6 separate regions of the Homo sapiens genome follow, and regions 1, 2, 4, 5 and 6 are each linked to region 3. Evidence: chromatin loops called from intact Hi-C (ENCODE). Cell type or tissue: IMR-90. All regions are shown on one strand.

What was found. Peaks named below come from ENCODE experiments on the same cell type or tissue, not always from the same donor. Only the 100,000 strongest peaks of a DNase experiment are listed, where the experiment ranks them.
Region 1: it touches region 3 in a loop (5-fold over the local background); 4 of 110 quality-filtered maps call a loop at or near these places.
Region 2: a loop joins it to region 3, with 4 times the contacts of the local background. A loop is called at or near these places in 5 of 110 quality-filtered maps.
Region 4: it touches region 3 in a loop (8-fold over the local background); 3 of 110 quality-filtered maps call a loop at or near these places.
Region 5: a loop joins it to region 3, with 7 times the contacts of the local background. A loop is called at or near these places in 21 of 110 quality-filtered maps.
Region 6: a loop joins it to region 3, with 2.3 times the contacts of the local background. A loop is called at or near these places in 15 of 110 quality-filtered maps.

Annotation. Positions count from the first base shown.
Region 1 is chr6:106,298,822-106,303,821 of GRCh38, reverse strand. All of the region lies in intron 3 of ATG5 (autophagy related 5), which reads left to right. Among named protein-coding and RNA genes, the nearest start is that of ATG5, 24 kb to the left of the region's middle. In IMR-90, a CTCF peak has its summit at 2,680 (motif pointing right); a DNase peak (open chromatin) is centred at 2,671.
Region 2 is chr6:105,598,920-105,603,919 of GRCh38, reverse strand. No RefSeq gene overlaps it. Among named protein-coding and RNA genes, the nearest start is that of LINC02836, 31 kb to the left of the region's middle. RefSeq lists enhancers at 1,947-2,526, 1,898-3,097. In IMR-90, no CTCF peak of the experiment used is centred here; DNase peaks (open chromatin) are centred at 2,199, 3,379 and 4,039; H3K4me3 peaks cover 193 bases; H3K27ac peaks cover 961 bases.
Region 3 is chr6:105,992,084-105,997,083 of GRCh38, reverse strand. It overlaps a transcript of PRDM1 not described here. Among named protein-coding and RNA genes, the nearest start is that of PRDM1, 92 kb to the left of the region's middle. RefSeq lists enhancers at 1,702-2,234, 3,304-3,838 and a silencer at 4,369-4,578. In IMR-90, no CTCF peak of the experiment used is centred here; DNase peaks (open chromatin) are centred at 2,043, 2,363 and 4,483; H3K4me3 peaks cover 2,928 bases; H3K27ac peaks cover 2,404 bases.
Region 4 is chr6:105,429,205-105,434,204 of GRCh38, reverse strand. No RefSeq gene overlaps it. Among named protein-coding and RNA genes, the nearest start is that of PREP, 29 kb to the right of the region's middle. In IMR-90, a CTCF peak has its summit at 2,772 (motif pointing left); DNase peaks (open chromatin) are centred at 1,234, 2,784 and 4,294; H3K27ac peaks cover 144 bases.
Region 5 is chr6:105,731,536-105,736,535 of GRCh38, reverse strand. No RefSeq gene overlaps it. Among named protein-coding and RNA genes, the nearest start is that of LINC02836, 100 kb to the right of the region's middle. In IMR-90, a CTCF peak has its summit at 2,790 (motif pointing left); a DNase peak (open chromatin) is centred at 2,785.
Region 6 is chr6:105,795,846-105,800,845 of GRCh38, reverse strand. No RefSeq gene overlaps it. Among named protein-coding and RNA genes, the nearest start is that of LINC02836, 170 kb to the right of the region's middle. In IMR-90, no CTCF peak of the experiment used is centred here; a DNase peak (open chromatin) is centred at 2,605; H3K27ac peaks cover 339 bases.

The sequences.
Region 1 (5,000 bases), 310 kb before region 3:
AATTATATGATTGTATCACTTTTCTTCCTTAGCTGGTTGCTATAATAGATGACATTTATGGATTTTTGATGTTGGACCAACCTTGTATACATTTAATAAATCTTATTTGGTCACGGAATGTAATAAGTTTTATACATTGTTGGATTCAGTTTGCCAAATAATATTTCGTTGAGGATTTTTGTGTCTTATGTTCATAAGAGGGATTGTAGTTTTCTGTTTTTTCTATTGTCTGATTTAGCATTAGGGTTATACGGGCTTTATAAACTGAGTTCGAAAGTGTTCTGTTCTGATGTATTTTCTGGAAAAGGTCGTGTAAAAATGCTGTCAATTCTTTAAGTGTTTGATAGATATCTTTAGTGAAACCACTTGGGTCTGGAGATTTCTTTTTGGGGAGCATGTTAATTACCAATTCAATTTCTTTGATATATATAGATCTACTCAGCTTGCCTATTTCCTCTTCATTGAGTGTTGGTAGTTTATGGGTTTTGGGGAGTTGGTTTGTTTTTTCTAAGTTGTTAATTTATGAACATAGAGTTGTTTATAGTATTTCCTTGTCTGTGAATGACTTTAGGATCTGTAGTGTTGTCTTCATTTTTGTCAGCTTTGTTAGAGGTTTACCAATTTTACTTATTTTTTTGAAGAGCCAGTGTTGTGGTTCATGGATTTTTCTCTCCTTTTTAAAATTTCCAATTTTGTTGGTTTCTGTTTTTTGTTTTTAATAATCTTATTCCTTCTGCTCCTTTGGTTTTATTATTTTTTTCTAGTTTCTTGAAAAGGGACTTAGGTTATTTTTTTGAGCTCTTACCTTAATTTCTTTTTTAAATTGTAGTAAAATGCATGTAACAAAATTTACCATCTTAACCATGGTAGTGTTAATTACATTCACAATGTTGTACAAGCATTTAGTGTTACAAATATCTATTTCAGCCAGGCTTTAGTATAGACCATAAATTTTGATATGTTCTGTTTTTGTTTTCATTCGGGTCTGTGTATTTTTAAAATTTTCTTTTGAGGCTTTCTTTTGGAATCTTAGTTTTTTTTAGAAATGTGTTTAATTTCCACATTTAGTGGTTTTTCTGTTATCTTTTCATTATTGATTTCTAGTTTGATTCTATTGTAGTAAAAAAAGAGCTCACTGTAATTTTGGATCTTTTAAATTTGTTGATGTTCGTCTCCACTCTTGATTCCCTCATCATCTAGCCTCTAGATTGTGATTCTGGCTTCTAAGTATGCCTTAAACTCCCTGCTTTGTTTTTCGGGATTCAGGCCCATCTGATTTCTCACATGGATTGTTTTAGTGGCCTCTTAATTTGTCTTCCTGCTTTTAATACTATTACTTTTAGTTTATCTTCCCCAGTGCCATAATTTTTCTTTCTGAAATGCAGATCTAACATTGTTATTGTCCTCAAGAACCCTATTCTGACTTACCATCATCTACAGTATAAAGCCAAACACTAAAGCATGATGTGTGTGTAAAGGTTGTCCATGATCCCACTTCTTTCCAGGTCTTTCCAGGTGTACTAAGCTACTTGTTTTAATGAATGTGGGATAATGTTTTGGGCTTCCGTTTCTTTGCTCATCTAATTTGATAAATCTTTTTTGCTCTTTCCAGCATCCTTTGTTTTGGTTGTAATTAATTATTCATTCATATATTCCCTCCTGTAGCTCATACTTCTAACATCTAGCTTAACTATGACCTTTTTTGTGGTTCTTTTTAGCCCAAAGTGATCATTTCTACGTTTGTGCCATCTCTACACTACGTGTGTACTTCCTATATTCTTGTCATGTTATAACTGTGTATTGTAACATAATGGTTATTAAGGATGCTGACTCTGGAGTCAGAAACCAGATTTCAAATCCCAGCTTCATCACTTACTAGCGGTATAACCTTGGGCAAGTTATTTGACCTTTTTGTATCTCAGTTTTCTTGTCTGTAAAACAGCAATGATAATGGTACCTTGTACTTCGTAACTTTGTTTCAAGAATTAAGTGAGTTAATATGGGTTAAGTATCCTTTATCCAAAATGGTTGGGACCAGAGTCTTTCAGATTTCAGATTTTTTCAGATTTTGGAATGTTTGTATTATATACTTACAGTATTCCAAATCTGAAAATCTGAAATGCGAAATGCTTCAATAAGCAGCAGTTCCTTTGAGCATCATGTCAGTGTTAAAAAAGGTTCAGATTTTGGATCATTTTTCTTTGTACTTAAACCAGCAGCATATAGGAGGGGATAAGTAAATGTTTGTTCAGTGAATGAATGAATGAATGAATCTAAATTTGCCCCTTGCTTTTATTTGGAAAACCGAGACTCAAATAAGTAAGGTAACTTGTTCAAATAAGTTAGGACCCAGATTTTGAGAGTATCAGTTCAGGGCTCTTTTTACCACACCTGCTAACATTTTGTTTAAAAATTTTTCTCCCATCTTATCTGTTCTCTCTAATTGCTTATATCAATTTGTCCAAATTAGAATTAAAAAAATTTAAGAACAGTGGTATACTTATAATGAATACTCAATACATTTGTTGTTGTCGATTTGTAGAGAGCTTACAAGGAGGTTATGTCTGATTAGAGCTTTATCTTTGCATCTTTAGCTTTTAAAAATTACATGGGAAATGGAAAGTGCTGGCCTAACTCAAAATAGAGTCTCTTTCTTCAGACTGAGATGTTAGTCAGCAGAGGGTGCTCTAACATTGTATTTTAAGGGGTGAAGTTTCTTATTACCACAACTGGTGTTCACATTTTATATTTGTTAGTTTTATATTAGAATTATGTTAAGAGACCAGTTCTTGGTCCTTCCGAAGAATACTTTGTAAGTAAACCCTAATTTTGGTTTAGATCTTAGACCTTCAAGCACGAAATTTAGAACAAGCTTCTCATTTTGTCAACTGTAAAATAAATAACTTTAATGGGAAATTTTTCTCTGCAAATTGACTTTCAGGACAGGTGGTAAAAGGAAGAAGTTGAAATTACTTTTTGAATTGTAAAAAAAAATACATACTCTTGGGCTACATGATTTTGGTCAATGATGGACCGCATTTAGGATGGTGGTCCCAGAAGATGATAATCTGTATTTTTATAGTATCCTTTCTGTGTTTAGATGCATACATACTTATCATTGTGTTACAGTTGTCTAGAGTATTCAGTGTAGTAACATGATGTACAGGATTATAGCCTAGGAACATTAGGCTACACCATGTAGCCTAGGTACGTAGTAGGCTATGGCATCTAGGTTTGTGTAAGTACACTGTGATGTTTGAACAGCGAATGAAATTGCTTAACAATGCATTTCTCGGAACATATCCATGTTGTTAAATGTCCCATGGCTGTATTGATGTTGATCTTAAACATAGACATGATAGAATGACTCAGAATTTAATACTCTTTGTGATTTCAAAAGTAGATTTTAGCAAAATGCTTTAGTGAAAACCTGTGTATAATTTTTTAAAAAACATTTAACATTTTAATCATAAATGCTAACAGATTCTTCTGTCTTATTTCCAGTCTTTTTAAGGTTGTGAATTTCTGGAACTTAACCCATTTATGCAGGAGATTAAAATTTTTTGTGTGTGAAAAATCAGACCTTGTCAGTGACCTTGAACAGTTTACATAACTCCCACAAGCTTAGCGTTCCAATAATGGAAAACTAGGCATAAAGGAGTTAACAATGTATTCTGTAAACTAGATTTTTGAAATGTGACTTACATAGATTTTATATATGTGGTATCCCTTCATTATTTTTGAACTTTTTCATATATAAGAATGGGCTTAGAAAGCTGTGAAACACATTGCTACTCTATAGTTGTTTGTGTTTGTCCTACATATAGAGTAAGTCAGTATTCACAGCAATCATCAAATTACTTTGGTTTGCATTTGTAGTTACATGCTTGCAGTTACAATGAAATGTAATCCCGTTTCCAGTGAATCAGAATGCAGCAACTTTCCGAATAGGAGGCATTTATTTTAGTGACATGAACTTGGGCAGTAGTTCTCCAGTATGGGGAAAATTCTTTCAGTGCTGATTTTAGAATACTTGTATTAGTTTGCTATCTGAGTACAGATATTTATACTAGAATCATGTCCCTTCTGAGAATATCCATTATTGCTACACCATGTGCCAATGTGCACACATGCACAAACATACACACACACATAAATGGAGTAATGAATAAAAAACAAAAAGCAAAGAAATATTAAAATATATTCATTTCGAGAATTGAATATGGAAGACTAGAGCAATGTAAAGAAGAAAAAGAACAAAGTGTAAAAATAGACCTAATACTGTTCTTATGCAGTCATTTTCTATAGGGCAATACACTGAGTCTTTAGCTAGTTGGGTCCTCTTATTTACACAGAAAATACAGTTCTGGATAAGAGTTGGTGTTCTGTATCCATGGGTTCTGCATCCATGGATTCAACCAACCATGGATTGAAAATATTTGGGGGAAAAAAGCAATAACTAATAATAATACAACAATAAAAATGAAATCACAAAAAGTCCAATATGGTATAACAACTATTTACGTAGCACTTACATTGTAATAGGTATTATAAGTAATCTAGCAATAATTTAAAGTATACGGGAGAATGTGTGTAGGTTATATGCAAATACTATGCCATTTAATATAAGGGTTTAAGCATCTGCGAATTTTGGTATCCAGCTAGGTCCAGGAACCAATCCCCACACGTACCAAGGGTGGACCGTATTCCAGGTTCAAATCCTTACTACTTGCTTTTCTATTAAATTTAAGTTAGATGGTAGAAGTAGCAACATAATAGCCAATGGTTACGTTATGATTTACTTAGGGTATATGTGGTTTCTGTGTTGTGGGTTAGAAGGCTTCTCACAAAACTGTATATAATATCTGTTTAGAAGACTTGTACAAATTAGTACTTTTGAAATCCTTGATGTAAATCAGATTAAAGTGTAAGAGAAACTCAGTACCTTTAATTTTTGCCAGTTCTGTTTTCTTTTATAGATTGTGTTGAATATCAGTAGA
Region 2 (5,000 bases), 390 kb after region 3:
TGGGATCCGTTGACCTTTGAAGTCTCTCCAGTAGATAGGTTTTGTCTCTTACTCAAAGCTACCATATATTGATTTTAATTTCTATTAACCCCAAAATTATGATCAAAAGTCTTCTGAAATGTTATTTGGGTTTTTTAATGCCCTGAAATGATGCTCAAATTCAGTGACATGAATCACTTTCTTTTTCTAGCACTAGAGAATTAAAAACCAACTATCACATTAGAAACTGTTTGGTGAGGAAGAGTATTATAGGATGCATATCTTAAATAAATTGTAATTTGATATATTAGAACTCAAATACACACATTATTTAATACTGTTACTGATATATTTCAGCTTACACATGCATGCACACAACTAGTTTTGTAGTTCACTAAAAGAATCCCCTAAGAATCTAAGATTCTTTATTAATAATCTTACTAATTACTAAGAATACTTGTTCTGCTATCAAAGTTGAATTTTCTAATCCAAAGAAGATAAGATGTATTTTATTGATTGCTGGTTTAGGGAGAATTTCAGCAGCACCAAGGGCTGCTGACCTCTTTGGCCTCTTTATTCCCTCCCCAGCCATGTACGTGCACTCCCCTATAGACTTTGGGGCACCAAATTTTTACCATGCTTAGGAATGGGACTCACCATAGCATGACACCTCTAAGTGGAAGTTCACATGGAGATCCTGACATCGAATCCATCAAAGAAAGCTTCTCATGTATCCGTCGAGCGTCTGAGGTCTGGGGATAACTGTTCTCCCAGAGGTTTTCTGACTGGGGCAGAAGACCCTCAAGACTTCCATACGGAGTGTTTGCAACATGTCAGGCAAAATTCACACAGGGATACGCAAGACAGACATGATCTCTGCCGTCCTGGAATGGGTCTTACCTTGAAGTTAAATGCCCTTTGGCCCTAACTGAAAGAACATTTTAATACCAAATTTTAAAAACTGAGCTACAGAACTATATAGTGCAATTCCATTTATGTAAAAAAAAAAAAAATACACAGAAGTAAACAAGTACATATGCGTACCCTTGTGTATGTTTTTGCAAGATTCCAAAGACCACAGTGTTACTGTGGGGTGGAGGACAGAAGGAAAGCACTTTTATTTTTAATAAAGAGTTCTCTGTGTTCTTTATTCTGTGTAAACCTATATAATTTTTAAAGTCTAGTTTTAAAAACTAAACATGATATCTTTATAAACAAACATGGAAAAGTAGTTGAGTAGAATAAAAAAGCAATTTATTAGTATATCAAGGAGATTCTATTCTCATAAAAAATAGATACATAGATAGTTAGATAGATAGATAGATAGATAGATAGATAGATAGATAGATAGATAGATAGAGCGAGCATCTGTGGGGAGAAAACTGAGGATATAAAGCAAATTGCTAATGAAAGTTATTCCTGGGGTTGTGATGAAAGGGAAACCCTCTTGTTTTCTATTACACATTTCTGTAACATTTGACTATTTTTTCAATGAGTATGAATTGATAATCAGAAAAAAACAAATTTTTAAAAATAAAAAATATTGCGATATGTTCTATGCCAAACAAGCTCAGCTAATTTATCTTCATTTAGGTGATAAAAATATCTTATGAAACATTAAAGAGAAAATATATATATATATATGTACATATATGTACATATGTATTTGTTGGTAAAAGGCTGCAAGCATAAACATGGACCCAGTCCTAGTTTTTCCAAATCCTCATGATTCTCTTACACCCTTTAAAGCTCTAAACGAGAAGGATTTCACATAATTCTTCAGGGTCAGTTTGGAGCCAGTCCCTCTGTGAGGTGTTCACAAGGGAAGGGCCTGGGTGAGGTGTGGCCCAGCAGCGGGCATGTGGACCCCAGAGAGGGGATCACTTGACCTTCCTCTGTGCCACCTTCCCAGTGATACCTCTAGGAAAGGATATTTATTTAGGCTGAGGAAAGAAGGTTCCTTTCTGTTTTTAACTCTTCAGCTTGACCTTGCACCCCAAAACTGTTGCCATCTTTTGAACCTCATCGACATGTAGCAAGCAGATTCAGTTTCATTTTACTCTCAGAGCACTCATTTGAAGGTTTTCATTTTGAATTGGCCCGAATCTGGGTCTCAGTCCCACACACAGCAGCAAGCTCTTGCATGATGGAGTTCGCCTTGGCAGGCTTGTCTGTACTTTCACTTCCCACCCAGATTCCTGAGCACAGACCAATGGGAGATTGCGTCAGCTTTGCCAAGGCAGACCAATGAAACAATCCTGAAATCCCCTTGGTGACACAGCATATGTGAAAGACTGTTTGTACCATATCGCATTGCTAAATTTAGAGACAGTCTGAGAAGAGGCAAAGAGAATGCAAGGACTAATCAATCCAAGAATACAGAAAACTTGCCTAGGCCAGTTAGTTAGTCTCCACTTATTTTGTAAAGCAGAGAGAGGAGGTGTTCATTTCAACCTCAGCCAGTTGCAACAAAGTCCTTGTTTCCATAAAGTTACTCTGGAGAAGGAAGTGCCTTCTAGGTGCTAGAAGCTGATGTCTGCCAAAAGCCCACACAAGATGTAAGCCGGGAAGAGTAATTGGTACCCTGAAAAACAAGCCGGTTATCCAACTCTCAGTTACTGACAATATCATGTGAGTGCTTATATGAGGGCAAATAATAAGCATGCACATAAAATCAAGAATCCCTAAAGGGACAAATATCAATAGCTAAAGTATTGTTTTAATTGTACTGAGGACATCATTTATGTTATTAATGAAGTATTTAGAGCACAGGCATCAGAGGGACCCTTAAATTCATGTTCAGAAATCAGACCCTTAGGATACGTTATCTCATAAGTTGCTGAAGTTTTAAATGGCTTTGACAGTGAAACCAACTAGAGCAACATTATCCACTTAAGACTGCTTGATATTTTAGAGGGTGTCATAGATTCTCTTTTCCAAGTAAAGATGCAAAAAAACTGTCTGGCCATGTTAACTAGCATTCGCTTTTAGAACAGCCAGTCTTCTCCTGAGTATCTCCAGATATTTTTATTTATAGAATGGTTTTCCCACTCCTTCTGAACTCTGGGACTCAAGAGCTACAATTTAAGAGGGTGTTCTTAAAGCTTTTCACAGTTTGTCATCTCACATTGCTTCACCTGATGAGGAGTCGATAGATAGCACCTCAAAAAGGTAGAAAGAAGCACAGATAGGGATTGGAATACACATGACAAAGGAGAACACAGAATGGAATTCCAAAACGCTTTGGGAGACCTGGAAATCCAAGTTATTCTGAGAGAAGACTGATGAAAAGGAATGCATACAAGCATAAGAACACCCACAAAAAGTAGCCCAGTGCTTAGTGACTGGGTTGCTCTTTCCCATCTACCAGTCAAGAAGGTGCTGTCCCCGGTTGAATACGTATGTACTGAAACAGAGGATTTCACATTCCAGAACCCATAATTCATCTCTGACTTAATCTCGAGCAAAGCATTGACGTGAATTACACAAACAGGAAAAAAGGTGGAGCCCAAATAGAAGAAAAATAAATAGTTCTATCAGTACAAAGGAATCATACAAAGAATCATCACAATAAATTTGATATAATTTTATAGCGTGTGTCTGTGTATTTAATTTTTATAACCAAAGAGATAAAGCATAGCAATTTTATCAATATCCCTTAATTTTTTTTTGGCACATGATTCTTTGAAAAATCAATCTACTCTGAAGTATGGATTTTCAGAAATATCCCTTTGGCATTGTTCTGATTTGCCTTCTCTACCCCAAAGTCCCTAACAATCAAAGACTGGGGTTTCATTTGTAGTTCTGTTGCTTTAGACACATATTTAAAATTAGAAGCAACCAGTGAATGAAATGAATTTGCCAATTTTTAAAAAATGCCATAATTCAAAATATGAGATGAGTCAAAGGGAGGCATTGCCCAGAAAGAACAGACACACATATGCAACACACACACACACACACACACACACACACACACACACACACAGTGAAAAGAAAACTATATCATTAGGCAAGTTTGTTCACTTTCCAACAACAAATGAGTCATTCATCAGTTCCTATGCCACATGTATTACAGGACTTGAGTGTAAAATAGTATTTATCTTTCAACAACAACGAAAAGCCCCTGAGGTCTCACATTACCTCAGTTTTCCTTTACGTGTCTAAATGTACTAAGTCAGCTCTCTCCCTTTCTAATAGCTGATCTGGGGAACTTGAATAGACAAGAAAAAACAGCCAATTGTATTTCTGCTTTACACAAATAACAGCTACAGTTGCTCCCCTTGCCCGAGGCCCTTTCCCCTTTCCCTTTCACTGGGAGCTAGTAAATAAATAAATACATTTTAAGAAATAATGACTCAAAGCCTCTTAGAGAGCCAGGTGTGGGCCAAGGTGCTGCCTAAAACTTTAGAAGAAAGCTTCTAGAAAAACACAGCACATAATGACCCAACAGTTGCCTCAGGGAACGCCCAGCAGCATTATTTTGGGGGTCTGCTGGTTCTGTTTTACTTGGGGAAGGAGCTTGGTAAGGTAAACTTTTCCTGTCAGACCTTTAAGCTTTCTGTTCCCATGTGGTCTGTGTGACCTCACAATCTCTGGCTTCTGGATCAAAAGATCTGAATTTTATGTTATTAAAGTACACAAAAGATGAATAAATGAAGAGATATATCAGCTTCATATTTATTAATATATATAATGCAAAAATAGAATGTGTCCATACTGGTCAATTGTGTGGGATGTACACTCATATTTGTTATATTATCTACTACACCTTTCTATATCTTTTAACTTTTAAAACAAAGACAAATCAATAAAGGGAGCTTCACGTTTCTGTAGAAAAAAATGCTATTTCACTTCATGGATCCATGAAATAAAGATCATTGTATTGTTTCTCCATAATAAAAAGTTTGCCATGAGTATTCCATTCCTAGAACCAAGACAGAAGTTATTCATGTGGAGTGACTGCCAAATATTTGCTGTTTGAATAAAATCAAGTCTTGATCATAAAATAATCAAGTCTA
Region 3 (5,000 bases):
TTAAATTATATTGGCCATCTAGAATTTTTTTACTGCTCAGAATTCCAGCAGCCTGTCAGTGTGTAGTCCAGGGCAGATAAGTGAAAGAATCCTAGTCATTAAAGAAGCTGAAAAATAAGTAGTAGCTTTTGCAAGTCCAGCCTTTGTTTTCTTATTTATTTCAATGTGGCAAACCAAAATCGTGGTGATGTGCCTCCACGCCAGGAGACAGTCAATTTGGCGGAAATCACATTTAATTTGTGTCAGAAACATAGGATTCTACTAGCCCTCTGTCAAAAGATGTAACATCAGCCCTATCTACCCTTCACCCTCAAATAGATATAGAATCCCAAGAAGACAGACCTCACTTTGTAATGTTCTCTCTTGGCACTTTAAAAAAACTTTTATTTAAAATAGCCATAAAGATCCACTAAAGGATGACAGGTTATTTGCACAGAGGCTGCAGCTTGTTCAAAACCAAATAGATTTCAAAATATGGCATATATTAAAATGCAGTCCAAACTATAAGATGTTTTGGCAGCAGAGGAGTTGAATGCTATAGAAAACGTATTAACTTCCCCCTCTTTCCAATGTGTAGGAAACAGGTAACTTACAATGACAAATCTTCAAATCTTCAACACACCATATAGAGTTTAGAAGTCATGATGCCATGCCAAGAATTAAGAACTGGATATATTAGAGCATCCCACTCAATATTTTGTCTTAACATTGTATATTCAATTTAAAAATGATTAATTGTTAATTAATTTTTACTACACCAAGCAGAACCAGTGGCTACCACATTTATCTGACAATTATAGATAATTTGATCTTTGTGCTTATATTTCAGGGTACTGGAAGTTTGACAACACCGATTCAGATTAAATTATACATATTTGAAAGCTATATTTAGATGAAGAGTTGCTTAAGCATATTCTTTATAAGACTTAGTTTATGAGAAAAGTTATGTGATCTGATCAGGAATATGTTATATTTTAAGGATTTCACCTCATCTGGCTGACTTTTAAAAATCAGGAAATATTTTTAAAGTAGAATTTCTAAGATCAGAAAGAAATCAAGTTTGAAAAAAGAGGTTTTGGAGTGAGAGAGAAGGGTCATATCCTACTTAAGGCTTTTCCAACACAGAGCAAGGAAATGGTGCCACTATAAGATCTGGAACAAATGTTTTCCTACATTTTTGAACCACAGTGTTTAAAAGCATCGTATTTTAATTTCAGGCCTTACAAACTAAAGATTGTCCCCGAAAATTAGTTACACTTATTATTTTGGATCAGAGTTTGTGGCTGACAACATCTGTTAGAAACTTCATTGTGCCTCCTAATTAAAGAACCAAGTCTAGCTGACTGATTAAAAAAAAAAAACTTTCATTCAAAGGACAATGTAATACTGTGAAAATAACTAAATAATTTTCCTCCATAAATATTCTCCCTGGGAGAAAGAGGCTTTCAGTGGGAGCATAAGTTCTCAATCGTCTGTGTAATGTATCTAGTGTACATTTTATTATTTTTCCCATTTACTGTGTCTTTTCTATTACGTTACAGCTGAAGGTTTTACTTAACCAATTCTCTTCTGAAACGCTCTTCCTCTATCCTACACTATGGTAGCTTCAGCAATGACTGCCAAGTAAAACACCTTTTCCTTTTGTTTCCTCCCTTCCGCTTTGAAATTTTGTTATCCGTTTCTGTAGACATCAGTATATTTAAAACTTTAAAAAACACTTTTCCTAGAAGGTTCTGTTAAAAGGTAGAAAAGAAAAGAAAAAAAGCCTTATGAGAACGTCCCCCAGAGTGCCCAGAGGGCTGCACGAACATGCCCAGCCTAGTTATGAAAGATCATTGATCCCAAAGGGAACGTGACAACGCCGGGTAGGTGCCCTGAGCTGGCACCTGCCCCGACCCTCTTCCGTGCAAGCCTAACCTATGCACTTGTCACGAACCGAAGACCTAAAAGAAGGCAAGGGAATGGGGAGGAGGATGAGGCTGGCCAAAAGCTCGCATTGTCACTCCGGAGCTTTTGCGCTTGACTCATCTCTCTGGCTTTCAAAACCGGGAAGTGCGCGGCTGCGACGGCGTCGGGCAGCGTGCTCGGCGGAGAAAACGCGCGCTCTAATCCTCTCGACCAGAGGCTTTCCTCTGTCTCCGCCAAAAAACTCAAGCCCTCCGCAAGCCGGGAGGCTCCCGCGACAAGCGCGCCGTCCCCGGACCCGGTCGGACCGCGTGGCCGGGCTCGCATTCCCGACGCGGCGGGACTGGAGGGCTGACAAACTGTTTTCGGTTTGCACACCCAGCCATCCCCGCCGCGGAATCTGCTCCAAGAAGATGTCGTTAGGAAGTTACGGGCAGGACTGATGCTTTGACCGCAGGAGGATCCGGGCAAAGATTTATCTGGAAGTTTGTCTTGCACAACCCACTTCTGGAGTCCCGCGACACTCCAGACAAAAGGACGGGCTCTAAACCTATCTCGAGAGTCCTCTGGACCTGCTGTTAGGACCCTAGTTCTCCTCACCTCGTCCAAATGAACTCAGCATTCGGAAACTTCTCGTCCCCACCTCCATCCCCCACCCCGTTTTTGGTGAGCGACTTTTTAAAAGGGGGCTCGAGCTCGGAGAACAAGAAACGTAATAGAAAAGCTATCCCCGCGCTGTCACGCGTCCCCGCTCGTCTTCCAGCGGAAGCGTCGCTGTAGGGTGGCAGTGGTGTATTTTTTTTTTTTAATTACGCAATTTAGGCGAATGCAGTCCAATCCAGAGCCGCTAGCTGTGTACGCGCTGAGCTTGGTAGAGTTCACCGTGGAATTTGCTTTTCCAACAACGACCCCGGGGGAGAGCCCGGGCCTCTTTAGGCGGCGTCTTACCTCGCCCCTCGCCTCCCGGCGTCTTCGGCGACCGCTCAGTAGATGCGGCGTCCCCAGCGCGGCACCCGAGCCCAGCCCAGCAGCGCGGGCTCTTCGCCTCCCTCTCCACCGTCCCCGCGCTTTTTAAAACTTTGGGCGCAGCTTTTGAGTGACTGTCCAGGAATCAGTGCTCCTGCCCCACTTCAACTAGCGTACAAATAAATACCTTACCCCCGTTCACGTTTCATAAATTAGGAAAAGACATCCAGCTTACATTCCCCCAAATTAGCTGTATCCGACTCTGCAATTCATTTACCCTTCCAAGTTGGTGACACGAAATTCTATTCTCCAAACAAACCGTAATGATCAATCCAACGTCCCTTTCTACTCCGTTTTAAAAGACTGAAGAATTAATGCCAGAGGAGAGCTATCAACACTGCCGGAGATTACAGATTAAGCGATATCAGAGCCCCATACCACCACTCTTTTACTATCCCTCATTCTGGGCGTGATCCCTCTTCACTAAAATCCTAGCCCAAATGTATTTTGTCCCCTACCCTTGATTCTTTGAAAATCTGTTTCCTAAAATAGTAAACGTAACGTTTTAAAGACCTTCTAACGTCACCCTCCTCATTGCAGTCCTAAGCGGCACACCAGCGCAGCTCAGCCCGCTCCTGAAGACTTCGAAGCAGGAAACCCAGCAATCTTCCAAGTGGCACCTTCCCTGCTGGCCTAGATGAACCTAGAAAGCAAGCAACTTCAATGAATGCAAACTAAGCTTTCCCGAGGAGAAACGTCAAAGCAGCTACAATCAGTCTCTGATTACACAAACATACCTAGGGGCAGGTTGGAGTAAGGAGGGCTTTAGGGGTGGGGGTTGCCTACCCAGAGGTGGCTTAAACCAGTTCTCCTATTGTTACTGAGTTTAGGAAAGCTAGCTTTTGTTTCGTGGTGGATTTTGGGGATCAAACCCGAGATGCCAGCTAAACATCCCTGAAGTCTTTGTAAGAGAACCTAACCCAAAGTTAGGACTTCAGTTCCTTTAAATTAAGATACTGAGTTATGCATAATTAACGATTCCAGTAGAGAAACAATGCAGAATTATTTTGAAATATTGTAAAAGGAGGGTCGACATGTGCGTCTATCTGCCCAGTTTTGCGAGAGCTAAATGCCACTCACGGGCCCCCTCTACCAAACCGGGAAGAGTGGCGACAGCGGGACTCCTTAGGTCATGTCTTGGGACCCAAAGGTTTCGGACTCCCTCCAACCATCCTTTTGGAGGAAGGAGGCTTACAGCTCTAACTCCCTCCCCAGCAAACAAACCAGAGAGAACTGAGGCCCTATCTTTCCTGGGCCCATCTGGAGACACACGCCTAGAAAGCAAAGCTCTTTCCCGCCTACCTAGTAGGTAGCGGTTGACGAGTGATTGTGCACAGTGTCCAGGAACTCCCAGGCTAAGGGACGTCCAGCTCTCGAGGTTTACAGGCAAGGGGGACCTGAAGTGGAGGGAGGTGCATTGTTTCCACATGGCGTTTAGGTGGTAACAGCCCAAAATATAGCTTTCATTGAGAGAGAAGAGCTACCCAGGCCCAGCTCTGCGCGCGGCGAGGGCCCGCTGGGATTGGGCGGACGCGCGTCACGTGACCGGGCGCCGTGCCCTGGAGCCCCGCCCCTCCCTGGCGCTCACTCGGCGGTGCTGCAGCAGCCGGGATTAGTCCCACTTTCACTTTCTGCACTGGGGCTTCACACCTGAGTGATATTGTTTTGTTTTCTTTTGTTTTTTGTTTTGTTTGATTTTGAGATGGCCAGTACAAAAAAGAGGCAGTCCAAAGAAAAAGAGCTCCATGCGTTTCTGGAAGGGGGTGATGAGCCGGGGAGGTCGGACGGGGGCTGTTCAGGGTCCGCGCTCCCGGGAGGACGAGGACCCGGAAAGCAGGTGTTTTCCCCATTGCAAGGGCAACACTGAGCTCGCGCGTCCACAAAACGTTCTGCGAAATTGTAAGGGCCTCCAGCATCACAACCAAAAGTAGAAAGTAGTAGGGGCTTCACCCTCCGAGCGCTGACGTGGTGATTTGTTTCTGAAGAAGGACTTGCTCCAGGTAGTTTATTAGGGTAGCGAGAGCGAAGGGCCACCAAAGCTGGCTTGTCATCCAACCTAGGAAACGGCA
Region 4 (5,000 bases), 560 kb after region 3:
ATTACTTATAATACGTAATGCAATGTGAGTGCTACGTAAATAGTTGTTATACTGTTTTGGTTTTTATTTGCATTATTTTTTATTGTTGTATAGTTATTTTTATTGGGTTCTTTTCCAAATAATTTCAACCCACAGGTGGTTGAATTCATGGATGTGGAACCCATAGATGCAGACGACTGACTGTAATGTAGTATTTTCACTGAGGAAAGACACACTTCAATTTAACATTTTTCCACAACTCCCGGCCCTGAGGGAGAATAAGTAGCCACTCTGAGTTGGCTGACTCACCACAACCATTCTAAAGTAGAAGAAATAGTCACATTGACAGGATTCACTCATGGATCAAGGAACAGGTACCACACAGAGTCCACTATGATTGTGTGTCCTGTGCCCCAGCTTCTTAAATACAGGCAGTCAAGACCGTCTGGGAAGGAGAGGGTCAAAGAGTAGCTTATTATGCTACTGCCTACCTTTTCTACTTGACGGCACACTGTCCAGTAGTAGCTAGATATTTACAGTTTATTTGGTCCAAAAAAACAATAATGAGCTCCCTCTAGGTAGAAGAAAAAAATTATTCTATATCAGGCAATGAAAGTTAGCTTAGGAAAGAATTTCAAGAGACATTTTCTTTCAATGGTATCATAATATTGTATTTCTTGTGATATACTGTAGCCACTTAATAATTACCATCCTCAACTTTACTACCCAAAGAGAAATCACTGGCTGAGAGGAGCAATTTGAAAGCAAGTGTGCAATTTCCTACCAATGTGTATTTTATATGTTTGAAGTTGTAAAAGTTGGGCATTATATACAGAAAAGATGGCACTTGGACAGGTAGATAGCCACAGTGTTCCACACTCTAGACCAGTGTTATCCAGCAGAACTTTCTGTAATATTGGAAATGTACTATATCTTTGTTGTCCAATCTGGTAGCCACTAGTCAAACATGGCTACTAAGGACTTAAAACGTAGCTGAAGCAACTGAAGAACTAAATTTTATTTGTATTTAATTTCCATTTGAAAGCCATAGTGGCTAGTGGGTACCTCACTGGGCAGTGCAGCTACAGACCAATGGGTTATAACCTCTCTGCAAGAAGTAGGAGGAACAGTCAGCAAGGATCAGGGTAAGAGCCAGTTTAGGTACAAAATACCAAATGTGAAGTCCGGAGAATGTGGGGCTTTGTGCCAGTCATTTCACCATTAAATCTCTTCAGCTGTAAAATAGGAATTTGTGACTCATCTAAGAAGAATGTACTTACTTCTATAAAAGCTTAGGAGCATTTTTCAGATTTTTGTATGAATCATACAAATTGACCAACAAGATCGTATCTCTTATTTTTTCCACTCTTTGTCTACTATAATGTTGATGATTGATGATGGTGGTTGATTTAGACTTATGCGATTTTTATAATATAAAGAATTTTATAAACATTGCTAATAAATAATGTAATTAAATCTCCAGATCAAGGGATCTGATATCTTAGTAAATTAAAGTTATTTGTTCACATAAATTTCTCTTTTGTCCATACTAAGGCTAAGTAGAGATGTCAAGGAGGCAGTTGAAAGTACAAGTCTGTAATTCAGGAAAAGCTCAAGATGATAGCTTGTATACCCTCTCCAGTTTTAATAGAGTAACATAGTATCTAGGTATTCACTTTATTAAAATTATAAATTCCTGTAAGAGACTATGCCTGCAATATAGCTCCTATCTTAGTCTTTTCCATAGCACTTTTCTCAGTTTCATATATCATTGTTTTGCTCACAATATTAAATGAAATGGAATCAAGTTTGCATTGACAATTTAATAACATATCCGTATATATTTTTACATTTGTGTTCTAGTTCATTGCAACAAAACCTTTGGCTAGCAAAAACTTTTCAAAGTTCCAAAAACAGCCCATTCATTTCCAACTGTTAAAATTAGAAAAATGCTAACAAATAAAGTTTTACATTTTTCAAAAGTTCTTTGGAATTCATTTAATGTGATATGAGCTATGGTAAAATGTAAAATGTAATGATATTGTAATGTTGCTATGTATGTCAGCTTTTTCTCAACACCCTTTACATAAGAAACTGCTGCATGTGGTGGCTCATGCCTGTAATCCCAGAACTTTGGGAGGCCTAGGTGGGTGGATCGCTTGAGCTCAGGATCTCAAGACTGGCCTGGGCAACATGTGAGACTCCAACTCTGCAAAAAATACAATTAAACTCGCCGGGCATGGTGGCATGCACCTGTGGTCCCAGCTACTTGGGAGGCTGATGTAGGAGGATTGCTTGAGCCCGGGAGGTTGAGGCTACAGTGAGCTATGATTGCACCACTGCACACCAGCCTGGGCAACAGAGCAAGACCCTGCCAAAAAAAAAAAAAAAAAACTTATACAACACTTAAAAAGGAATTCCTGAAGTTGTTAGTTTATCCTTCCACATTTAACTTAAAAATAGATATAAAAGACCTGTTCTGAAATATCACTTAATATGGCAGTTTTACTATCCTAAGACCTCTACCCACATTCAAAATGACTGGAAGAAAAGTATTCAGCTCAATGGTTTATGAAACATGCCCATTTTAAAAGCCCTACTTTTCAATTCACTTGATAACATATATTGTACATACAGTCTTTCTATCATGAAGCATCTTTAAATATGGAGATTATGGTTTTTTCATCATATTTAAAATGAATACAATTAATTAAATGTTCTCTGAAATTCTGAGGATTAATCAAAGGCAGCTAACATTCTTTTCTTGTCACTAAAAATTGGGTTTTTGCTGCCACCTGTTGACAGTAATTGCAAATGATAAATCTTGTCTCCACAAATCGCAAACTTGCATGCTTGAAAAAGTCCTTAGAAACATACTACTTCCTTCATTCTATGCATGATAAAAGGGCCTAGCAGGGCCAAGTGACTTTCCCAAGGTCACTCAAAGGGAGACAGATCTGAGGCAAGAACATAGGTTTGGGGGTTCGGGCCTTGGAGTGCAGTGTTGATTTTCCCATGCCCCTTATTATCGAACTTATGTAGGTGGCAGAGCACCTGAAGTGCTCTTTACACAACACCATGAAATACTGACGTGTTTCAATCCATTATATTAACTAGTAATATTTTTTTACCATATTATGAAGGAACAATTCTATGGCTGTCTAATGTGACATTCAAACAAGTGCGGGTATGTCTGGCCGAAGGGGAAGGTGGGTCCACCAGTTGGCTGTTTGCATGAGCAATTGAACAGCCTTCTGGGAAATAACTCATCTCTATGAGAGAAGAGAGTTCAGGCCCACAAGTCTGACCCAAGAGGACACAGAAGAGCCTGCGCAGAGGTTAATGTGTTTCAGAGTGGCTGAGGGCTCATGATTGAGTCTGAATGAGAAACAGCTGGAACAAGAGTCAATAAAAACTAAAAGAGTGCTTCACACTTCTTGAGGATACTGTGGGTGCTGGCTTCCTAAGTGAAAGAAGATAGCTCCTCTGAGGCCTCAGTGGATTTCACAGGCACCATCATCACTCTGGGAAGGGCATAAGTTCCTTCAACAGCAGCATCAAAGGGTGGCTTACTGGGGACTGTTACCTTGGAGAGTCAGGGCAGGGACAGAGCACGCATGGCACCTGGCTGACCACATTTATTAGTACATAGTAAGCATCCTTGTGACTCCTGGGATTAGTTCAGATGGAAGACTCTGAAATGGGCTTAGACTTCTCTCAATTGCTGATGGTGACATAGCTGGACAAATGCTGTTTTGTTTCTATTACTCTGAACACCAGATCTGTGCCACAGAATTGGTGCTTATCAATTTGCACATTACAAAATATAATGCTGAAAATTTGTAGATTTAAAAAAAAAAAAAACTGGTAATCATGATTAGCTAATCTAAAGGAAAGTTCTTTGACCTTAAAAAAAAAAAAATCTCTCTAAGCCTTGGTTTCCCTATATATAGAATGAGTAAATTATTAACCTACCCTTCCAACCTCCCTGAAATGTCTGAGAGAATGTTTTAAAACTGTGATACTTACTCATATGGACGGGAGTGTTTGTTAATTTAACCTATCCTTTGCTGAAATGTCTGAGAGAATGCTTTAAAACTGTGATACTTACTCATATGGACGGGAGTGTTTGTTAATTTAACCTATCCTTTGCTGAAATGTCTGAGAGAATGCTTTAAAACTGTGATACTTACTCATATGGACGGGAGTGTTTGTTAATTTAACCTATCCTTTGCTACTTATTGATATGCAGTTAATTGTGAACATGTGTCTTCCTTTGGCCAAAAAAACATGAGCAGAGGTGACACACCACTTCCAGATAGAAGCTTTCCAAGTCAGTATGTATTTCACCACGTTCTCTTCACTCTAACAGGATGCTTACGGAACACATTAGGATGGAGCCTCTGTGGATCTGGATCTGGTCCCTGAGTGACTCCACATGTGCTGAGCCACACTGGACCTGGAGCACGAAGGAGAAACACACTTTTGCTGATTTAAGCCACTGAGATTCTGGGATCATTACCTCAACATTACCTGGACTATCCTGATTGGTCCTAGGGCCTTGCCACATCTGGGATACAAATGTAAAATTTAAAGAAATAATCCCAGTCAAATCGAGGTGAATGAAAGAGGGCTTCTTAGAATAAATGTTTTAGTGAAATCCTTAAAAAAAAAAGACTAAGAATAAGAGATGGCATTACTAATGGAAGAACTACTATTTCATATGGCTAGCTTAATTTGAAATATGGCTAAGAATCAGGTGGTCAATAATAACAACACGATGTTTTTAGACAATATTAAAATGCAAATTTCTCATATACTATAATGCTTGAAATGGCTTTAGAGGAAATCAAGTCCTTACCTGTATTTCTATGAGGCTTATATATTACATGAAGACAGAAATAAAAAGCCCTAACACTCAGAATTCCTTTTTATTTATTTTTTATTTGTTTATTTTCCTTTTCTTCCTATTTTGCTTATCATGACAGTGAAGATCTCTATAAATCATGAGCGTAGACATA
Region 5 (5,000 bases), 260 kb after region 3:
CCATTCTGTTGTTCCTGTGTCCACCTGCCATGTTCCCATATGGAGAGAAGTAGTGGTGGATATGGCTTCAGCTTCTAACTCAAGAGGTAGCCTCAGAGGTACGAAGTCTCCCAGTGGGTCAGTTCAGTATCACTCTGTGAGTGATTCTGGGAGGCTTGCTCCTTTAGCTCTCCCTAAGATTTTGTAAGCCCCTGTATTAAGTAATGTAGGTGCTTTTGGGGGTTCTTGATGAGACCACTCCCTTCCTCCCAAGACAACCTCCAACATTGCTATTCCCTAGGGCAGGTTATATTCCTTTGTCCGATTGCTTGCCATGCAGCCCAGCTCTTGCAACTGACGGGACACCCACAAAGACTTCTTCTATTCTTGAGACTCGGACTCTTCCAGTAAGAATTAAACACTAGTCTCCACGTTCCAGAAAACGCAGGCCAAATTTTCCCAAGAATTATGTAACCAACCAGGCTCTGCTCTGGACCTCTGTTTAGAGAGGGTTGTGGGAGAAGATGGGAGGTGTATGAGTGCGGTGCGATGTCAGTATTCTCTCCTGGCAAGACCCACACCGTCTACAAATGGTTTTTGTAAAGGCCCCCTTCATTTGTTTTGAATTAGGGGGAGCACCTCCCTCTCCTCTAACAGGGCTCTTCAAAGTAATACTCACTCTCTTCCTCGTCTGATCAGACTGAGGTAAGGGCCACCTCCTTGGTAAGCTTTGAAGAGATGGTTTAACATCTCTCTTTAGAACATGGGAGTAGTTATCACCTATGATTCTCAGCTTTGGGACCTCAGCTGAAAGGAAGGTAACAGGAGAGGTCTCATTTAGCATCCAGTTATACTACTGTGTCTGATTTTCCAGATGGGAAGCCAGTACCCTGCTTTGAGGATTGTTTGGGGCAGAGTAGCCTGGGTCATCAGCAAGATGAGAATTGTCTTCAGCGGTATTGAGTTAAAACTACCAATTCAGGACAGCTTGCTAACCCAGGTGACCATGTTTCTTCTCCATGCCCCTTCTCATTCCAAACTTTGCATTTTAAAAATTATTCGCTGGATTTTTTTCATGCTTATATGGTTTGTATCAAAAAGTTAATGGCAAAATCTGAGACTGAACCCAATGGGCAAAAGATCTTTAAAATTTACTAGTCATTCAAGAACTAATGTGACATCTGAAAGCAAACACACACACACACACACACACACACACACACACACACACACCGAAAAACAAAATCCAGGAAGGCTAGGCTTTTATAAAGGATAGAATAACAACTAGTCCATGTGTATGTGCCTCAGTTTCCTAAAGTAGAATGAGTGGATTAGGCCACCAAATTTCCTTTCAGTCCTAACGCTGCATGGCTCTCCATAAGCCAAAAGAAAGGCTAAACCTTAGTTAACTCTAAGGAAGCATTGTTCTCTTCCCTCAAGAGCTCAGATAAGCTAAAAATAAAACAATACCCAAATGACTTGAAAACTTACATTCATTCAAAAACCTGCACGTGGATGTTTATAGCAGCTTATTTATAATTGTCAAAACTTGAAAGCAATCAAGATGTCCCTCAGTAGGTGAATGGATAAACAAACTGTTTTATACCTAAGAAATGAAACATTATTCAACACTAAAAAGAAATGAGCTATCACGCCATGAAAAGACACGGAGGAAACAAATGCCTATTAATAAGTAAAAGCCAATCTGAAAAGGCTATGTACTGTATGATTTCAACTATATGACATTTTGGAAAAAGCAAAACTATGGAGACAGTGAAAAGATCAGTGATTGCCAGCAGTTACTGCAGAGGGAGGGGTCAATGGGGGGAATATAGAGGATTTTTAGGGCATGTATGGTACTGCAAAGGTGGATACACATTTGTCAAAACCCTTAGTTTCACCAAGAGTGAACCCGAATGTAAATGATGAACTTTGGGTGACACTGATGTGTCAATACAGGTTCATTAATAGTAACAAATATACCACTGCTGCAGGATGTCAGTAGTCGGGGAGGTTATGGGGGAAGGGGGCAGGGACAGAGGTATATGGAAACTCAGCGCATTCCACTCAATGTTGCTGTGAACCTAAAACTTCTCTAAAAGATAAAATGTATTGACTAAAAAATACTAAAATAATAGTTAAACCCACATTAGGCCAGGTTTCTTGAGAAATTACATAATAGGTCAAATACTTTGTTGTAGCCCCTGTTTAAGTCAAGGCACTTCTTGTATCACAAAAGGCAACATGGCCTGGCCATCTTTTGCCAAATATTTTCAGGAAAGAAGTCAAGGAAGCACCCAAACTGGCAGGTTAGAGATGAAGCATGAGCTGAAATCCAGAGATCTTATAGCAAGAAGTAGCAATCACCCTGTTCCATTTTCTGAGAAGTACAGTTTGAACTTTGAAAATGGCTGTCTCCAGAGTGGCAATTAGTTGAATGTTGGTCCTTGGCTCATAATGCTTATGATGAAAAAAATGATTGAATAGATAATAAATTTCTAAGGTATTTACTTTGCTTCCAGAATCATGTTGAAGCATCCCATTTTCTGTTAGCCATATCCACCCTTTAATTAGATGAATTCTCTTGGTGTGTGATTCAACGGACCTGGTAACTTGGAGTTTTAGTCTCTGTCGCATTTCTGCTGAATATTCCTAATGCACATTAAATTGAAGACAAATGATTTTTACACCTCCATTTTTATTCATTTAAATGAGAATTGTGAACATGAAGAACAGTGTTTTAAGAATAATTAATTCGAGTAATCAATATTCCAAGTGTTAAGTATATAGCCTCATGATGCCCTCTAGTGGTTAACCCACAAGAAAAGTGCCTCTGAAGTTCCACAGAAAACAGAAATTTTCCCTTTCTAGAGGTAAGTCTACCCATTCAAGTATGCTGTTATCTTTTATTTCTCTAACGAAAGCAATGGGGTTTTATGTTCAGTTGATGTTGCATTATTTTCTTAGTACTGCAAAGATAAAGACACATCAAGTTAGTAACAGTAATTGTGTCAAAAGCATTATAACCATTAAGTAAGGGCAATGGGTAGATATGGCCCCACTACAATTGGATTTATTGCCTCAGAGTACAGGAATACATCCCTTGGGGATAATGAGAAAATTCTCCTGGGATTGATTAATCTGTTATTGTTAATCCTTTTCCACCATTGAAATGGCTGTCTTGGAAGTGAGCTGTGATTCTTAGGCAGGTAGCGGCACTATTCAAGAAAGAAAAGAATAACTACTAGGCCCAACTAAAAATAAAACAAAAAAATGGACCTACTACTTGATACATGACTTATAAGAATTGTTTTCTGCATTCTTGAATTCTCAACAATAGCCGTTAAAGTGACGTCTATCTATCTGTCTTCACATATAAAAGATGTTTTATAAGATTTTGAATAAATGTTCAATAAAATTAGTGAAGGTCTTAAATTTGGGTTTTCTTCTAATTATCAGTTTCAAGAAATAAAAGATTTAAAAATGCTCATAAATTGTTGATTTGTACATTTTCCTTCATTCTATGGAAACCAATCTCATTTGAATACATTTAAAGATATCTCTTTAACGATTTCTTCTGGATAGCAAGTTGCAAGCTTCACACTCATATTCTTTACTGATAAATCTGTGTTTTTCTCCAAAGTATAAAGTTGCATGACAATAAATCCCTTCAAAAGAAAACATGCTTCGTAGCAGAGCTGTTTATATGACCTGACAGACACTGGTCTATGATAACAGTGCTTTTTGGAAAGTAGTTGAAGCATTTTCTCGATAATAAACTCAACAAATATTTTTATTAGTCTCCTTCCACGCGCCTGCTAGTCTGTATAATAAAGTTAACTAATTGTAGGCAGTTGGCATTGGGGAGAAAGACTGAAAAAGTGATTGCAACATAGAATTTAACAGACATTATGTCCTGCCATTAAGTAGTAACAATTTTTCAACTTTCTTTTTCTTTTTCCCCAACAAATATTCTAACCATCCCCACAAGGAAATTATAATTATTATAATAATAAATCTCCAAACAATTCACCAAGACAAGAATGCACATACCAAAAAGGATCTGGAGCTGGAATTAGAAAGAAACAAAATGGGGAGAGCTGTCTGAAGGTGAAACCTTCCTTTCCCATCAACTGTGTTTGTTTCCCTAATGTATAATTTATTCCTGTTGTTAGTTTTCTTCTCTCCCCAGGTCCTTGAGATTGTGAACATTGTTTCCAGGACTATATTTGTTTCCATAAAATTACCCTCTCATGAAATGATTTGTCAGATTCACAGGTTTGTTATACTTGAATTTTACCTGATGCTGTAAAGCCTGTTCTTTTTTCCCTTTCATCCCTGCTAATTCTAAAGCGAATGTATTCCATGATCTTTAACTCATTTTCTGAAGGCAATCTGAATCCACCCAACCCTCTGAGCATTGAATCTAGGAGTAAATGAGTCTCACATATACTAAATTCGAGTGATGTTAGGTTCACAGGATTCTCAGAGAAGCCTAGTTATCTTCAAGTGAGCCTAGGGACCAGGTCATTCTGAGCCTACTAAAGAGGACACGTGCTTCATTAGGTTAGGCCTGGTTCTGACCCTTACCTTCCCAGTGTCCTCGAATTGACCAGGAGCCAAGCTGGAGCTCCTGGAATCCTTCAACAGAGGAATGAATTAATCTGGCATCCAAACTGGAAATGGAAAATTTCTTCAAATTTTGTAACCATGGCCCCAGGGGGTGGGAGGGAGACTGCTGGGTGGAGTAGTGGGAGGCATTGTTTTCTTCTTTCTGAAAAGAGAATTTAAAATATATGCATAATATTTTGAGTTGTCTTTTCCAAATGAAAAAAATATTTTAAGGAAAATACACCCACATTGTAGTATAATTTGATCTGCCCCAAAGTGGGGCACACTGGGGACACTAATTGTGAAAATACAACTTATACACAGAAAGCAACTTTCTAATTATATTGACTTTTAAATGTCTGCAGTTTTAGTTACAAGAGAGTTACAGTAAATCACATTTTAAGGTATTT
Region 6 (5,000 bases), 200 kb after region 3:
GAGGCTGGATGATGCACGCAGCAAGCAGTGGATTTATAGTTATAAATTTCAAGTATCATTCCCGATCTTAGCACTTACTAGCTATGTGACTTGGGGTTAAATCACTCACTACCTCTTAAGCTTCAGTTTCTTCATCTACCAATGAACAATCCTTTTCCGACAAGATTGTCATGAAGATCAAGTGAGATCAGGCTGTCTAAGTGTTTTAAAGCCCATATAAAACTAAGAGTTTAGTAATGATCAGAGTCAGAACAAAGGAACTGGCATGACCTTAGTGACTATTGTTAACACCCACCACCTTGATCTACTTGTCTTTTCATTTCTGTATCCTTAGCACCTAGCACAGTGCTTTTCAGAGTAGGTTCTCAATAGATTTTTTTTTTAAATGAATGCCCATGTTATTAAAGTCAATTTTCATCTTGCTTAGGTGCTGGCTGGGGGAGTAGAAGTTAAATGGTTCCAAAACATTTCATGTGAATGTGAATGAAGGTGGTGGGTACAGAGATGAAAAGTGTTCCCCTCTTGGGGGGGCCTCAGGAAGCGAGAGTGGTTCTAGAAGCCCCTGAAGCTCCAGGCCTCTATATGGTGTGTCTGCCAAGCTCAGCCTGGCCTATCCCCTGGAGCAGATAGTCCTGATGAGATCTCTTGGTTGTGACTCTGTTACTGGGACACTGATGAGAGGATCAGGAGTGATACTTGGAATGATGCTCTGGGAGGCACACTGAGAAGAGTCGGTTGCTTTTGGAAAGGAGACAAAGAAAGTCAACTAGGCCAGTATTGGCCATAGCCCAGAGTCAGGAGAGTGGAGTTGGGTAGGGAGGAGATGATGATTGGAACACACTGTGGTCATCCTGGGCCATTGCAGCGACCATTGATGTGGGTGTACAGAATCTTCTGGTGTGCTCTTTCAGTTGTATTAACCAAGTAACAAAACACCAACCTCATTATGTGTTCATAAAGAAATCTTTTCACTGAAAGCATTCTTTTGAAAATTAGAACAGTAATTTAACCAACTTGTTTTTGTTTTGACCACCTCATTAAGGAATTATCTAATGTCAAATGGATTTGTAACCTTTGCAGAATAAATAAGGTTTTGATTTTATTACAATACTGTTTCCTACTCTTCCACATCCCTCTGAAAGAAATGGTTAATCAGCAGGAGCATATACTTTTCCTTTGTTCTACTGCAATTTATAGAAAGACTTATAAGGTGGTTTTTCCATGGAGATAGGTTTTTTCTTCCCTTCCTCCACCTACTGCAGAAAGTCATTGCAGGGAAACCTAAGGCTTATGACTTTCTTTGCTTGTAGGCTTTGTGCAGACCTGTTCACAGTCTCTTCAGCCTTAGGACTGTTGGGAGCCTAGAGAGACTGCTGGTGTCCGCTATACTTTGGTGGGATTGTCCTCCCTCAGCCAGCCTCATCTTCAGCTGTCACCTCAGCTGTCACCCACCATGAGGCCTTAGTCTTCCTAGGGTGGCATTTCAGTTGCACCGTGGATATGCTGGACTTCCTCCTTCTGTTGAGCATTTCTCAAAACAAAGCAAGACCTCTGTGGGAGGATGTGGGACAGCCTGAGCCTGGGTTGACAGTAGAACCTGGAACACTGGGAGAGAACACAAACAAGGACATTGCAGCGTGGAGAAAAAACTTGGCAGAAACAATGCAGATCCAATGCCTTGGCTTGGAAGAGGAACAAGGAATCCAATTATAGTACACTCTGTATAGAGAGTTTAAAAAAAGTGCTTTTGTTTTGCTTTAATCCCATAGAAGTAAATGACAGAATATGAACCAGATTGAGAGTGAGTCTTTTGTTCAAGATTTTCCTTTAGATGGTGTCAAGATGGAAAACATCTTTTTGAGCTTGAAGAATGCTCTAATTTGTAGAACAGCTAATTAAAGCTTCTTACAACCTGATTGACCTGTTGTGGTATTGTAAGAGCTAAGGAAAGAATTTACTCCCTACAGGACTGAAGCATCCTTATCCTATATATACTATGTGTCCTGTGTGCTATCCACCCTGGGGGGTGGGCACAATGTTCTAATGACCCTCAAATCCCTAGTTGTAGTTCCTTTCCTATAAGGGATGAGAGTGCAAAGGTACGCAACAGAGTAACAGACAAAAAGCCTGTCACCCACAGCTTGAGAATTGTATTTTGTCCATTTAGACCTATATAATCTATGCATAAGCGGATATATCGATATCACATGTAAATATATATTTATGTGCAAATACATAAGCATCATATATAACATGCAAGTTTTCATTCTGTAATGAGAACAAGTATCAAAGGAGCCCAATTCTTTCAAATATAAGGGGTTTAAATCAGAACACTTAAAACGTTTGATATTACATTCAGATTTTACATCAGTCGTGAAGAATCTGCTTTTCTCTCAAATTGTAATGACTGACTAGCATAACCCCTACCCTATGATCTTTCCTTGGGGCTTAACAATTAAGTGAGTAATGATCTTGGAAGGTTAAGCAGATAATATGATTGTGAAAACCTATTAAATCCAATTATTTTTTTTTCCGTGACCATGAAACACAATCTCTAAAAGCTGAGGTTGTGCAACTCCCTGGAAGGCTCAAGGCTCAGCTCAGTGTTGCATCTAATGAAAACAAAACCAAAAATAAAACACAAGTGATCCATGAGGCTGGCTCTTTGAGCCTCATTGCCTGTAATTGTAAACATCTGAACATCGGGATTTTCAGGAAAAGTTCTGCCCTGCAAGACATGCAGAAAGTCAAGAGAAACCCAGCCCAACCCTTGTTTTTAACCGATGACTCTTCTGGCTACTTGTCATGAGTATTCCAATTCAGATGAGAGAGGTATTCGTTTCTGTGTGGAAAAGCTGTCTGGCCTGGGATAGCAGATAGCTGTTGAATTCAGCTCTTCTGTAGATCTCCTTGGGCGACTAAGACCCCTCAGGTAGAGATTTCACCCTGGCATTCCAGGTCTCTGTCCTGGGCTCACTCTTGATGAGGAGGTGAGATGCTGACCCATATTGGCGCAGTTGTCACCTGGGCATGGGTGTTGTTCTTGGTGCCAGTTGCACCCGATACTAAGGAAAGGGTGAGTTATGCCATCATCACCAGTGTTGCTTCAAAGTAGGAGGTGCTCTAGTTGTCTGGTTACCTGTGTTGTCACAAGTTTAATAATCCTTTCAGGGTGGAGCTCCCACTGGTGAGTTTCCTTCAGATTAACACTGAATTCTCTTTGTCCTCTCCATAATGGTAATAATAAAAATAATGTTTCCTTTGCTAAAGGCATTAACTTTCAGGCTTAAGTTTATAACACATGTTTAAGCGATTACTGTGCTTATATATCCAGCTTCCTCCAGTCACAAGAACAATGGTTTGCAATAAAAAATATGATCCCTTTCATTTGTAGAACACATTAAGTTTTATGAAGCACTTTTACACCAACTATCTCCTGTGTCCCTCAGGCAAACCTGTGAGCTAGACATGGAAGGCATTCTTCTTGCCTCCTTCCCCCTTTTAAGAGAGGAAGGCTTTTGAGGTCCTGAAGATTGAGAATCAAAGGTCATCTGAGTAATAAGTGGACTTAAAATCTGTCTTCCAGTTTAAGGACTGGGTCTCTCTCTCTGTCTCTCTCTATCTCTTTCTTTGCCAATACTTTGAATGTTTGGTTGCAGAATTATTTGGCGATTTTTTTTTTAGGGCAAAAATGACTTGATAATACTTCAAGAAAACAAACACTACTAAAATAACCCTCCCGTAGTATTGCCAGATCTCCAGGTCTTTTGATTGATCTCAGTTATAAGGAAAGAGATTATGGTCTACCATTTGAGAGTTCTGAGAAGCAGGCTGATGTTGCTTTACTGGTCATTCCAAATATTCAGGGACCTGAATGCTCTTTATGAGTAGATTACAGGCCTTTTAGTGTTGTTTTCTACTTCAGGGATATACAGAGATTAGATTCACTGAATCTCAAAGCTGTAAGGGAAGTGTAGAGATTATTCCTACCCCCCGCTTAAGCATTACACTCATGAGAAAATTGAGGCCAAAAATACTAAGTCATTTACTCAAGGTCACAAGTTTGTCCAACAGGAGGTAAACATTATCTGTTAAAACTGTTTCTGTCTAAATCATGAAAGCTACCTTTCCTCCAATGCAGAATGTCATTTTTAATTTCAAGTTATGTCTGTCATATTCTGCCTAATGGGAATTACGCAGTGTGTCGTGGATGGAGCTTTTTGTATATTTTACCTGGAAGTGACAAATCCACTCCGCAAGTTACTATTATTATTTGAACATATCTTAGTGTGTGCATTGTGCTTTGGATCAGTGTCAGTCAATTCCCCTTGAGTGAAATGCTGGGCAAAGAGCAGAGTCGTAGGTCCAGGAGTCTCAGGCTTCACTGCACTGGTGAGAGGCTGGGTGTGGCCAAGGGCATTTACAGTAAGTGGGGCATGGCCTGGTCCGAGGGGCCGGGGTTCTGTGCTGGCCTGTTTGCTCTTTAGACTTCTGTTTGTCTAAGTTGTTGATCAACACCAAGGCAGAGACTGTTTCCTGACTAAGAAATCCCTTTGACATTCTGGCAATGACTCACGGAGTCACTTCATGCCTACAGAGTAGCCAGTGTCACCTTCTGGGGTTCTCAGCCTTTCTCACGTAGAGCACGTAAAACACAAGGAATCAAGTTGATCCTGTGTCAGCCTGCACTCCTGCGCTTTCTTCGGTGCCCTAGGCAGGACCTCAGGCAGCCTCATGCTGCCCCAGAGCCCCTCCCCTGCAGAGCCTTCCCCTGGCTCCCTGCTCTCCTCTCTCCAGCTCTCATCTCCCCATTGAATGGTCTGTCTCACATTGTTTTCTTCTCTACTTGATCCATTTTTTGTTATCTTTTTGCTGTATTATAATTTTCCTTAGGGTGGGATCCCTGACTGACACCTCTCTTATATCCTAGCGGAATACAGAGCACCTATTAAGTGCTTCAAAACACTTAGGGTTGGTTAGTTGCTGGGGTAATGAGAAAA